Linked DNA regions of Homo sapiens: regions 2, 3 and 4 are each linked to region 1. Evidence: chromatin contacts called from ENCODE Hi-C or POLR2A ChIA-PET data. All regions are on one chromosome and are shown on one strand. The core of a region is the stretch at or near the end of the contact, and the rest is flanking DNA. Distances in the headings are between cores, read along the strand shown. Region 1 holds the start of ENTPD7 (ectonucleoside triphosphate diphosphohydrolase 7). Region 2 holds the start of ZFYVE27 (zinc finger FYVE-type containing 27). Region 3 holds the start of SLF2 (SMC5/6 complex localization factor 2). Region 4 overlaps HPSE2 (heparanase 2 (inactive)).

Region 1 (3,002 bases), core at 314-2,813:
GAGGCTGAGACAGGAAGACTGCTTGAGCCCAGGAGTTCAAGACCAGCCTGGACAACATAGTGAGACTCCATCTCTACAAAGAATTAAAAAAAAATAAGCTGGGCATGGTGGCACGTGCCTGTAGAGCCAGCTACTCAGGAGGTTGAGGTGGGAGGATCGCTTGCTCAGGAGGTCGAGGCTGCAGTGAACCACGATCGCACCACTGCACTCCAGCCTGGATGACAACAGAGTGAGACCCTGTAGGTAATTAAGTAAGTAAGTAGTTTTCCTAATGTCCTGACAGGCTTTGAGTCGGCCAAATGCAAGTGATGGTGACTGACTCCCTTGTCATAGTAAGCTTTGAATAAATAAAGCATTTGGGTGGTCTTCCTCCCCGATCCCCCCCATTCATTCATTTGCTTATTAATTATACATTAGTTGTGTTTTATCTGCCAGGCAGTGGCCAGTATTGGGAATATGTGGAAGCAAATAGTCCCTGCCTTCAAGGATATTCTGTCTAGTGGGACAGACAGACAGACATATACGTATAATAGTAATTCAACGTGCTAAGTGAAACAATAGGCATGTATAAAAAAGGTGTAGTAGGTCAAGTAGGGCTTTTAGGGGAAGGCGACCCTTAAGATGGGTGGTAAGGGATGAGTAGGAGGTGATTTGGCTAAGAGGCTGGGACGGTTATTCAAGGCAGGTGGAGGGGCAGAATGAGCAAAACAGGACGCGTTGCTGGAGCGTGGTAAGGAAGGCAAGTAGCGGCAGAGGACGGCGGTAGGGCGGATCGTGGGGCGCAATGGATGTGCCACGTTGGAAAGAGCTTGGACTTTATGCCGTCCTCCTGGAAATGAGATAACGGCTGGTGTAAGCAAGAAAGAAACACACACACACCCACGCGCGCGCGTCGTTTCCTTTGTGTTACTGTAAGGTCAAGGAGGGCGGCGACACAGAAATTCATGATGACTGGCATAAGCAGACATTCAATGAATGAATGAATGGACATAAGCACTTTGGTGTAAACGTCATTGTCTTCGATTTCTGTTTTCTCACGGGGCAAGACAGTGAGGTCGGGGCATCAGTTTGGGAGGTGATAGGGAAGGTTTAAGGTGAGAGAACTGCCATTCTGGTAGGGAGGGTCAGTGGGCACAAAACCAACAATAGGTTATGGGCAAGGGATGCGCTTCGGTCGCGAACACCCTGAACCCACCTACCGGAGCTACTCTGTCCCAGGAGCGGCCGTGGAGAAAGCAACCAGCCGAGAGTTCGCGCCCCAGGGAGGGAAGCGGGCACAGGGCCGCCCAGCGCCACTCACCTGTGAGCTCTCCGCGGGCCCTGCAGGCGGAGCCTCGGTACGACGCCTTTCCGATTGGGCGCGGCTCAAAGTCCCGGGGCGGGCATCAGAGGCCGAGCGCTCTAGGGGATTGGCCACCCTGGCGGACGGACGTGCTGCTGACCGAGCTGGTTCGCCCCCGGTTCGGCTCGTGGAGAGCCGGCCCCTCCGTGAGTCTTCTGTCAGTCATTGGCTCCCTGCGGTTTCCTTGGGGACGTGGCGCCGCCGCCGGCCGGGCCCTCCTTCCGGCTGGGCAAGGGGCCGCGGGGAGCAGCTCGGGACTGAACCGAGAGGTGCCGAAGGAACCGGCGGGCCGCTTGATCCCGTGAGTGTGGGCGCGAGAGGGCTGTGGGACCCGGAGGGACGGGGAGAGGAAGCGGGACCCACACCCCGCCACCTGGGGACGACCGGTTCCTAGAGGACAGAGCTGGCCCACGAGAACGCCCCGCTCCCAGGATGCCCGGGTAGGGTCCCCTGGGCCTGAGGAACCAGAGCAGACGGAGCGGGAGCCTGGGGAGGAGGTGGGAGCCGTGGAATTCCCGTGCAGGTTTGTCTCGTGGGCTCAGTCGGACAGAAGCCTGAAATCAAATCTTTCTAGGCTGCAGACGTAGGAGATGCCTGGGACAAGGAGGCCACCTTCTCAGGGCAAAAGAAAAAGAAGGTGACAGGCGTTGAGACCACCGAAGGGAACCCATGGCTAGGTAAGGCTGCACACTTTCCCTCCGGCTGGGAGCACGGCAGAGGATGGCAGGCAGGTTGGGGGGCCCTGGGAGGCTGTCCCAAGTGAGGTTTGCCCTGGAGCTGCACTTGGACTTTGTATTCTGGTTAGTTGGATGCAGAGACGATCAAAGTTGTATTATTTCGAGGGCTGATAAATAATAGTTTCTAGCCCATAGACCAGGAGTGGTAGAGTGAGTCGGCTTGCTCAGCTCTGTAAAGTGCAAGGTTGTAACATTGATTCAGATTCGCATCTGAGCAAGGCTAGGTGCCACTTGAGGAGGTTAAACAAAGAAGTTTTTTTGTTTTTTGTTTGCAGTGAACTTTAAAAGCAGACAGACCGAGGTCCTTTTGAATCAATATACAAAGTGAACTTCACAGATGAATACACTTATCCATACATTATAATAACCTGAAGCTTTTAAAAAATATTAATGTGGATCTACATGCACCAATAAGGGAAAGTTATAAAATAAAGTGGGGGAAAGATGCAGAACAGCAGGTATGGTGGACTACCATTTGTGTAAAACCGAGGGAATGGATACGCACACACACACACACACACACACACACACACACACAGAGATATATTACTGTAAATATATTGGTGTATATTTATGCTTGTGTATCCGTAGAATATCCCTGGAAAGATACACAGCAACGGCCAGGTGCAGTAGCTCACGCCTGTAATCCCAGCACTTTGGGAGGCCAAGGCAGGCAGATCACCTGAGGTCAGGAGTTCAGGACCAGCCTGGCCAAGTAGAAACCCGGTCTCTACTAAAAATACGAAAATTAGCCGGGTGTGGTGGCAGTCACCTGTAATCCCAGCTACTGGGGAGGCTGAGGGAGAAGAATCGCTTGAACCCAGGAGGTGGAGGTTGCAGTGAGCTGAGATTGCGCTACTACACTCCAGCCTGGGCAACAGAGCAAGACTCCATCTCAAAAAAAAAAAAAATTACACAGCAAC
Region 2 (3,002 bases), core at 490-2,989, 1.9 Mb before region 1:
GGGACTGGCGCATGCCGGGTAATTGACAAAGTCAACTAAAGCAGGGAGCTTTGAGAAAAATACCTACACAGGGTAAGCATTTACTTTTGGGACAATCGTCAATTTATACATAGTTATAAGAACTAACACAGGGTGATCCCACAGACTACCCCCCAATGGTAACATCTTGCAACCCTTCTTAACAGAATGCCTACTATGTGCCAGGTACTGCTTTAGGTGCTGGAGACATAGACACGGGAAACGAAACATTAGCTGACAGAAGCCACAAGAGTGAATGAGATCCTCACGGAGTGCCTTGAGTCAGAAGAAAGAAGGGTAGCAAAAGGAGCCCCAGCATTTGAGGGGTAGGAAGAAAAGCCCTAAGGAGACCTTGAAGGTCGGAAAGAGAGGAGAGGGTGGTGTCATGGAAGCTAAGGTGGACAATGGTGCCAAAAAGGAAAGAGATTCCAGTGCTTCTGAGGTCATCTGCAAGGAGGACTGGGAAGTGTCCATTGGATTTAGCAGCCAGGATGTCACAGGTGAGCAGGCAGGTAGCCCAGAAATATGGAGGGGAGCAGGACCACAGTGCAGTGAGGAGTGAATTGGGCGAGGAAGCAGCGGTAGAGAGCACTTCACAGTGAGTCTTCCAACTCATGTAGGAAAGAGGGGGTAAAGTTAGGCTAAAGGAGAAATTTTCCATGAATTTTGTCTCTAGAATGATGATTAAGAGTTAGCGAGAGTCAAGATTTCAGGCCTGTTAGAGCAAAGCCCTAAGGAAATAAGAGTTGGACCCTGGAGCACAGCTAAGTCCTGGCTGGAGGGATGGGCCTGTCTTTCTGAAAGGAGATAATGGAGGAAGAGATGCAGTTAAAGCTCTGTGGCTACTTGAAGAGGGAAGTGATTACTTCCAGCTGGGGCACTCAAGGAAGGGATACAGACATTTGAGTGCCAGGGGCATTTGAGGGTAACAGTGGAGGGGTTCAGTTGGCCAAAGTTAAAGGCAGCTGAAAGATGGCAGGAGACAAGACCAGGAAATGCAGACCAAGGTGGGTGGTGGTATGGTTGGGGCGTTGGGGTCAGATGACACATAAGCTTCAAATTCCAGCTCCCATTTGCTTCTTAGCTGTGACTCTAAAGAAGTTCCTTAACACGTCTGAGATTCCCCATCTGTAAAATGGCGACAACCCTAATAGGGTCGTTGGAGGAGAACTAGATAATGTCTAAAAAGAGCTCAGTCCGGTTCAGTGCTTGGCTCCTCTGTACCTGAGCGCTAAGTCACTAATATAAAGCCATCGGATGTGTGCTTTAAGGGAAATTAACTGGGCCACACGGTGTGAAGTGAACTGAGCTGGGAGAGGCCTGCACAGGACCTTGTACACACTAGCTACTCCGGAAACAACTGCATGCTCTGCTGGGCATCTCATACAGGATACGGTGTCTTTCCGGGGCTCACACACAGTCCCCAGTTCAGTTCCAAAGTTGGAAGGAAAGAGGATGAAGACGTAAATTCTTCATTTAAGCCTCTCGCCAACTGTTCCCTGCGGCAAGGCAGGGCAACGAGCTGCAGGGTCGCCAAGCACGTGCTTCCAAGGGTCCTCAAGGCTTTGTGAACGGCGGCCGGCCAAGGACAGAATTAACTCCAGCCTGGAGCGCGCGGGAAAGACGCGCAGGCGCACTGCTGGCAAGGGTGCTTGCCTGTGCTGGGGTGGGCGGAGCTAAACCCGGAGCGGGATGACGTCATGAGGACGCAGCCGCAGAGCGATTCGCGTCCCGGAAGCGGCGGTGGCGGCCGCGGCGTAGGCGGAGGAGATTTTCGGACCTGCGACTTCCGAACAACCCTGGCAGGAGGAGCGGCGTTCAGCCGGGGGAGGCCTGAAGAAACGCTCCGGGGCCCAGTGGCTCTACCCCTGCTCCTGCCCGACCCTGCCGCCTCCCTCACGGAGCCAGCGGCCGGGTAGGTGAGGTGCCGTCCCCCCGCGTCCCAGTGTCTCCGCAGGCTGTGTGTAGTTGGGTGCTTGGGCGCAGCGGGGGCCGCCACATGCTGGCCCCACGACCTCGGGCATGGCCTTCCCTGTCCAGCCTCACGGGCTCCATCAGGCCCCCCTGGCTGCAGAGGTGTTGGCCAAGGCCAGTGCGGGCGTCGATATACCTCGCCCCTTCCTGGGCTCATACCTGGCGCCGCTCTGTGCCCTTTCGCCTTGGCTCGGCCTGCGGGGATTTCGGGGTCCCGTTGGCCCCTTTGTCCCATCCCCTCACCCTCCCATCAGGTCGCGGCTGATTGCCTGGGACTGGTTTATGTTGCTCTTCGCCGAGGTTCCGCCCCCTCGTTTGCTGCTTAGAGTTCAGGATAGGACTTTGAACTGGGAAAGACCGTAAAGGCTCCTCGGTTTCCTCATCAGAAAGGGCAGACGGGAATGGGGCGTTCTGATGCCGACTGCCCTGGGGCAGAGATGGCCCAGGAAGTTGTTGGGAACCGAAGGGAGTGGGAAGAGTTAGAGGATCGGGCGAGAGTCCTGGAGCACGGTATTTCATTCACTCATTCAGCAGGCATTTGTTAAGCACCCACTGTGTACAGAAGCAGTCGTGAATGGAGGCCAGTTAAGAGCAGGGAGTTTTACTTTGACGTGGTCAGTGCTCTGCACTTGATCTTAGCCACAAGGCCAAGAAGCGATGTGATGTGATAAGTGCTCTGTTAGGGTGAGTACGTGATCCTTTGGGAGCATCGGAGAGGGTCTCCCAGTCCAGAGTTGGGGGTGTTGGCAGAGACTTCCCAGAGTAAGGGAGTGATGTTTAAGCTGATACCTGAAGGATGAGTAGGAATTAACCAGGTAAAGAGTGGGAGAAAAATGTTCCAGGACATCATTTCATTTCAGCCCATGGGCTGCCTCGCTGCAGCGATCATTTATGCTTGGTTTTTATGATTTTTAGTTTTGATGGATCTTTGGGGAAAAGAGCATTGGATGGAGAGTACAAAGAACAGGATTTTAGGTCTGAATAGTTCACTTTCCCTTGCTCACAGGTTT
Region 3 (3,002 bases), core at 314-2,813, 1.3 Mb after region 1:
GTATACAGCTGTACATATGTGCTTTTGGGGTGAATGTGAAACCTGTATATTCACTGTTTACCTTCGACCCTCTACTTTGCCAGCTTTTTGTCCACTTTATTCCTTATTAATTCTTCCTCCCGGGGACTAAAGGGGAAGGGAAAAGGAGGTGAACTTGGAGTCAGTCAGGCATGCTTAGTGACCAGAACAGTTCAATTTCGTTTTTTCTAAATTTTAATTAATTAATTTATTTTTGAGACAGGGTCTTGCTATGTTGCCCAGGCTAGTCTCCAACTCCCGGGCTCAAGCTATCCACCTGCCTTGGCCTCCCAAACTGCTGGGATTATAGATGTGAGCAACTGTATCAGGCCAATAGTTCAATTTCTATACAATAAACTTGAAAGACCCGTCCAAATTATTTTATATCATTTAAGATTTTTTTCCATCCAACTGATTAAATAACTCTGTCAATTAAAGCTTGGACATCTTGAAATTGATATTTTGGTTGTTAACAGTTATTGCAACAGTATTTGACCTGTCTCTGGAAGATTTTGTAAAGAAGTAAAATTCGCTGTAGGAATCTATCTGGGGAAGAAAGGGAACTATAATTTGCTCTGTACCTGTTACATGAGAGAATCTGAACTGTGCAGTGTACACTGTTTTATCCTTTTATGGTTTACAATTACCCAGAAAAGTGAGTAAAATGCCCGTTTTACAGATGTGGAGGCTGAGGTTCAGAGATACTGACCAGTCTCTCGGTTTATAAGGAAAACCATGGCTAACAGCCTCCAGAGCACAAGCCCTTTACAAAGGAGGGTTGGAGATTGCAGGCAGCTTTTACTTATCTATGCTGCCCACGCTTAACATGGAAAACTGAAAGCTGACCTTGTGTTCCTTTAAAAAATCTCCAAGGAAGTCGGCTGCAGAGACTTCATGGTAACTCATGAGAAACAAAATGCTTTTGTGGATTAACAACTGTCTTTATTCCAATGGAGTTTTTTGGGGGTTTTTTCTTCTTCTTAAAGACAAAAAAATAATCTACCGCTGACACTCAACAAGAACCGTCGTAGAATGGACAAGTCTTCGGATCGCGCTGTGCAGATCCCTCAGCAAATTGTGACAGTATTATGGCACTTTGGCCTAAGCTGTTAAAGAGACGATGTAATGAACAGCTGCGGATTTCTGAGGCACAATTGTGTGACACAGGAAGCCCAAGTGTTGGCCATCCTCAACGAAGGCAGCTGCCGGGCTCCGGTTTGCTTCAGCAAACCCTCACCCCTCGCCTTCAACCAGGCGGGTGTCGTCAGCTGTCCGCCAGCTGCTGCCCGCGCCTTTCCGCCCCCGCGCGCCGGCCAAGGCCGAGGCGGCCGGGACCAGAGGCGCGCGCCCTCAGTGCATGTGACGGGGTGGGAGGGGGAGGTTTCTTCCTCCCCCGTCCCCAAGCCCCGCCTTCTCCAGAGAGGCTGCGGCTTCCTATTGCGCCACCACCGAAATGACCACCGTGCCAGCCAATCAAGACGTGATTCATGAAGTAAGACCCGCCCCTTACTGGTCCCCAGGTTCCTTCCCGCTCACGCCGGAGTCACTTCCGAAGAGAGAACCGCCATGAAGAGAGAAGGGGGTGCCGCCCACCTCTGCTCCGACAGCCTCCCGGAGTCCCAGCAGCAAGACGGCAACCACGCACCCAACTTCTCCAGCCACGGCTCATGCCGCCGTCGCCAGCGGCGCCGACATGACAAGGCGCTGCATGCCCGCTAGGCCAGGTTTCCCCTCATCCCCAGCCCCGGGGTCGTCGCCCCCGCGCTGCCATCTGAGACCCGGTAGTACCGCCCATGCTGCAGCGGGAAAGAGAACAGAGAGTCCTGGGGACAGGTACCGTGCAGAGGGCTTGAGAAGGGGCCGGGTCGCGGGGGCAAGGGTATGAGGGGAGGGCTGCAGACCGCCGCTCTTCCAGTTCCCGCCATCCTCCGCGAGCTCAGGCGTTGGCATTTCGGGGCCTGGCAAATCCCCGCCCCGCCTCCGCGCAGGGGCTACTGGGAGTTGGAGTTTGCTTCTCTGTAGTTGGGCAGCTGCTCTTGGTCTAGTGACCACCAGCCTGGACAGCTACGGAGAACCCGCCTTAGGTAGAAAGAAAGTGATTTTTTTCCTTTGCAAGAGTTTGACCCGGGACCCTAACTGCTTAATGCATATTTAGATCGTTTTCTGTACGTTGTCAGTTCTACTGATCCTAGTGGTTTAGTAATATAAACCTTTTCTATGTTGTGGGTGAAATTATGTAACCTGTGATGAGGGAATCCCTTCCACGAATTACTTTGTAGTCCAGCGTGCACGCTAGTTCATACTTAAAAGAACTTGCAGATTTGGAATGTGACGTGTTTTCTCTTTCAGTAACTTCACGCCTCTCCAAGAGGCTAATTTTTTTGTAAAGATTTTGTGGGAGCTATGTAATGAGATGGGGAGTTTCATCTAATGACATCCTCTGACAATAAAACATGTTTAAATTCCCTACGAACTTGGTACTGTCTTTTATTTTAAGTTAAATTGTATTAAGTTTTAACAATATTCATGTTACTAATACTGTGGTACAGGCCCACAATCCCTTATCTTAACTCTGAAAGCCAGAAAGCTATGAAAACCAAAACGTTTTCAGTAAGTTTGGCACCACATCTTACTGGGCAGCCAGATCTGACTAAAACTAATGTAAGGCTGTTTGTGGTCTTTATCCCATTAAGTGTGAATATTCATGTTTTGCTGGAGAAATGTCAGTGGATTTGATTACAGGTTGCAGCACCAGACCCCACTGGGGACTTTCCATAATACATCCAAGTTATCCCCTTCCTAAAATCTGATAAATTCAGAATTCTAAAACACATTTGGCCCCAGAAGGTTCAGATAAGGGTTTGTGAAACTGTTATAATTGTGTGTGTGTGTGTGTTTTTTTTTAAGCCAGTTGTTAAATAAGCAGTGGACATTTTGTGTGCATATGAACTTAGAGAACCTACCTCTTGAAAGTTACATTCATG
Region 4 (3,002 bases), core at 230-2,729, 1.2 Mb before region 1:
AGTAAGTCAGGGAGCATGTCCTTTTTAAAGCTTGAAGATAATTTTCTGGACTACAGTCTGGCAAGAGGGGATCTTTAGTGGGGAATTATGTGTTTTATCAGGAGCAGCCTTGGGAGCTGGTGTGTAGTTCAGGCTGGCATAGCATATTTTGGGGCCTTGAGTGGGAGGTGAAGGGACTTAAAGAAAATTGGTTCTGGCCAGGTGCGGTGGCTCACGCCTGTAATCCCAGCACTTTGGGAGGCCGAGGCAGGCGGATCACAAAGTCAGGAGTTCGAGACCAGCCTGGTCAACATGGTGAAACCCTGGCTCTACTAAAAATACAAAAATTAACGGGCGTGGTGGTAGGTGCCTGTAATCCCAGCTACTCAGGAGGCTGAGGCAGGAGAATCGCTTGAACTCGGGAGGTGGAGGTTGCAGTGAGCCGAGATTGCACCACTGCACTCCAGCATAGGTGACAGAGTGAGACTCCGTCTCAAAAAAAAAAAAAAAAAGAAAAGAAAATCAGTTCTGCCTCACCCACCTTCAGAACATTTGCCTTCTCTGAGACTAGTTTCTCCATCTGTAAGGTGAGGGGTGATAGATCAGATGAACCCTAAGATCCCTTCTGGCTTAACCGTTTTTCAGTTGGGTTGCCTATGACTAACAGCTAGCCTAAGGCAAAGTTTTATGCCAAGCCCAGAGTGATCCTGCATAAACAGAAATCTGACCATGATATTGACCTGTCTAAATATTCAGTGGCTTCCCGCTGATCTTAGAACATTGTCTGAAGTCCCCATGCACAGGCCCTATTATCTACTTCTCCAACCGCCAAGAGGCTCACTCTAGCTCCCGCCCCTTCCAGCTCCCTTCCACCCCCACCTCCTTTCATTCTTTACGGCCATTTATCTAATCGCGGCCTAAGCACAGGGGTTTTGCACACGGTTTCCTTCTACCCGGACCTTTCTCCATATGCCCTCCTCCTCCCTTCCAGCTTCCTTCTCCTGGCTAACTCTTACTTGTCCTTCAAGTCAGGGGTGCTCCCACAGGACCCAGTACTTCTTGGATCTCAGCTCCTGTCACACAGTATTGTGACCGCTGAGCTGACTGCTTGTCAGTCTCTCCACTAGATTGGAAGCCCATGTGTCTTACTCATCCGTCACTCTTCTGTCCGCCCACTCACACAGGAGGCGTCAATAAAAGACACATTGGATATAAACACGTGGGCAAAAGAACTACTACCTAGAAGGAAAGACTCTGGACAGGAAGGCCAGAAACCCGTTTTAGTCCAGGCTTGGGACATGAAATGTGCAGGTCTAGGTATGTGACCAGCCGCTTCTGGTCTCAGTTTCTGGATTGTTAAATGATGAGAGAGAGGGAGAGAGGGAAGGGGGAGAGAAAGGAGGAGGGGCAGGGGAGAGATAAGTCCGACTGTGTGTTTGTATGGGCCTGCGCTTGAGTTATCAGCTCCCTTTCCTCCAGTGTGCTTTCCTAGGGGCCACTAGAGGTCACTCTTGTCCTACACAATGGTGCCAGGACAGTCTGACTTCGGGGTGGCACCCAGGAAGCCGGAATGCGTCCGCCTGCCTCCAAATCCCGCACTCCAGTCTCAGGAAGGCCGGGAGATGTGCCCTGCGCTTGGCCTCCCGGAGGAACAAATCACAGAATCAATCAAATCCCAACCAGAACTTCGTTGCGGTCCCGTTGGCAAGGGTCCCACCTGGAATGTGGCCTAATATTAAGGAAACGTGCGAAACGGGACTGCAATTCCTGCAGGGGTGCCGGCTTCCCGGCCAGCGTGCAGAGAACGGGGGGTCCCAGGGCAGGTGCGGGGTCTGCGGCGCCCGCCACGACTCGGCGCTGGGCTCTCCCGGGCTCCGGGTCCCCGGCTGCCCCCGGCCGCCAGTCGGGTCGGCCCCGCACCTGTTTGTGCTTTGCAGGCTCCCGGCCCCCTCGCTGAGCGAGGAAGCTGGTATGTGCAGCTGCCCTGCCCTTCTCCAGGTCAGGGGCAGGTTAGAGTCCCGAGGAGGCCCAGTCAGGTTTGAGGACAGAGGGGCTTTGCTTCCCTTTCCTGCTCGGTGGGGAGACGGTGCATCTGGGGCAGCTTGAACAGGAAGTTCGTCTGAAATTGCCTTGAGTGATGGCTACCACGCTGAGGAAGGCTGCTCAGAAGTGGCCCCTGCAGGTGGTGTCGCCTGGTACCCCATGTCCGGCTGGAGGAAAGGCTCTAAGACCGTCATGACCCTCTCTGGGGTGCTCCCACTCCTCAGGAGTCACGGGGGCAATTACTTCAAGTGTGTCCTGAACTTTTCTTCTATGTGCTTTTTGCTCTACCTGGAATCCGGTGGAATCTCTCAAAAGCCTGTTCTTCCCTCCAGGCCCTGTCAGAGGTAGCCTCCTGCTTGGGACCTCACCTGATAACAAGCTGGGAGAGCGGCACATTATCTGCATCTCCCTTTTAGCGTCCCTCTCAGGCTTATTTTATCTGTGTGCTTGGGTCATTTTGTCTGCTACTGACTTTTCATTTCTCAATTTTCAATAGTATGCGGCTCAGTGCCTTTTTGTCCATGATAGCTGTTTAGTTAATACTTGTTGAGTTCTGCTCAATCAACTGCTCTAGGAGTCATGCCTGGCTGTATGTTCCAATCTCTTCCTCTACTGTTGTTAACAGAGAGGACTGTAAGGGATAGAGAGAGAAAATGGGGAAAATAGTATCCTGTTCCCTTGCCCTTCCAACAGCCCATACCCTATTTGGAGTTCCTTGTCCCTAAGACATTTTGAGGCTGAGAAGTTTATTTGCCCTCCATCCTACCCTCTGAGGGACACGCTGAAATGGTGAGCAGTTTTGATCTAGCTTCTGTATCACTGACCAGAGAAAATACCAGGACCCTTTATACAAGGAGAGCTGGGGGTTTTGTAGGCAAGTTGTTAGGGATATAGGCTTTTCCTGGATGTAGTGTGGTTTGGGGGTCAGGATTTGATCTGTATTCTATCCAAGTCTGTGTAATAGTGATCCAATCCATAAT

The links. A loop is a pair of places that touch in the nucleus more often than their neighbours do. ChIA-PET counts read pairs that join two places held with the same protein, here RNA polymerase II (POLR2A). Pooled maps may share reads with other maps.
Region 2: a loop to region 1 is called in a pooled map, with 5 times the contacts of the local background. The contact joins the promoter of ZFYVE27 here to the promoter of ENTPD7 in region 1. A Hi-C loop is called at or near these places in 1 of 168 maps with a recorded cell type or tissue (sciatic nerve) and 2 of 50 pooled maps. POLR2A ChIA-PET finds 5 or more read pairs at or near these places in 1 of 52 experiments (T-cell).
Region 3: a loop to region 1 is called in a pooled map, with 13 times the contacts of the local background. The contact joins the promoter of SLF2 here to the promoter of ENTPD7 in region 1. A Hi-C loop is called at or near these places in 6 of 50 pooled maps.
Region 4: a pooled map shows a loop between it and region 1 (7-fold over the local background). The contact joins the enhancer-like site here to the promoter of ENTPD7 in region 1. A Hi-C loop is called at or near these places in 2 of 50 pooled maps.

Annotation. Positions count from the first base shown.
Region 1 is chr10:99,657,946-99,660,947 of GRCh38, forward strand. It overlaps ENTPD7 (ectonucleoside triphosphate diphosphohydrolase 7), which reads left to right and starts at 1,564. Exons shown (of 13, transcript NM_020354.5): 1 at 1,564-1,643; 2 at 1,917-2,019. The coding sequence starts at 2,012. It also overlaps a transcript of SLC25A28 not described here. RefSeq lists silencers at 1,243-1,452, 1,573-1,792.
Region 2 is chr10:97,735,389-97,738,390 of GRCh38, forward strand. ZFYVE27 (zinc finger FYVE-type containing 27) reads left to right here and starts at 1,740. Exons shown (of 13, transcript NM_001385875.1): 1 at 1,740-1,933. RefSeq lists an enhancer at 1,456-1,605 and a silencer at 1,936-2,005.
Region 3 is chr10:100,911,400-100,914,401 of GRCh38, forward strand. It overlaps SLF2 (SMC5/6 complex localization factor 2), which reads left to right and starts at 1,564. Exons shown (of 20, transcript NM_018121.4): 1 at 1,564-1,851. The coding sequence starts at 1,712. RefSeq lists a silencer at 1,084-1,353 and enhancers at 1,574-1,643, 1,664-1,713.
Region 4 is chr10:98,466,137-98,469,138 of GRCh38, forward strand. All of the region lies in intron 11 of HPSE2 (heparanase 2 (inactive)), which reads right to left. Among named protein-coding and RNA genes, the nearest start is that of HPS1, 21 kb to the left of the region's middle. RefSeq lists silencers at 1,711-1,760, 1,811-1,910. Within about 2 kb of position 1,480, at least 6 of the 41 ENCODE cell types and tissues checked have a DNase peak (open chromatin) inside an H3K27ac peak, as active enhancers do.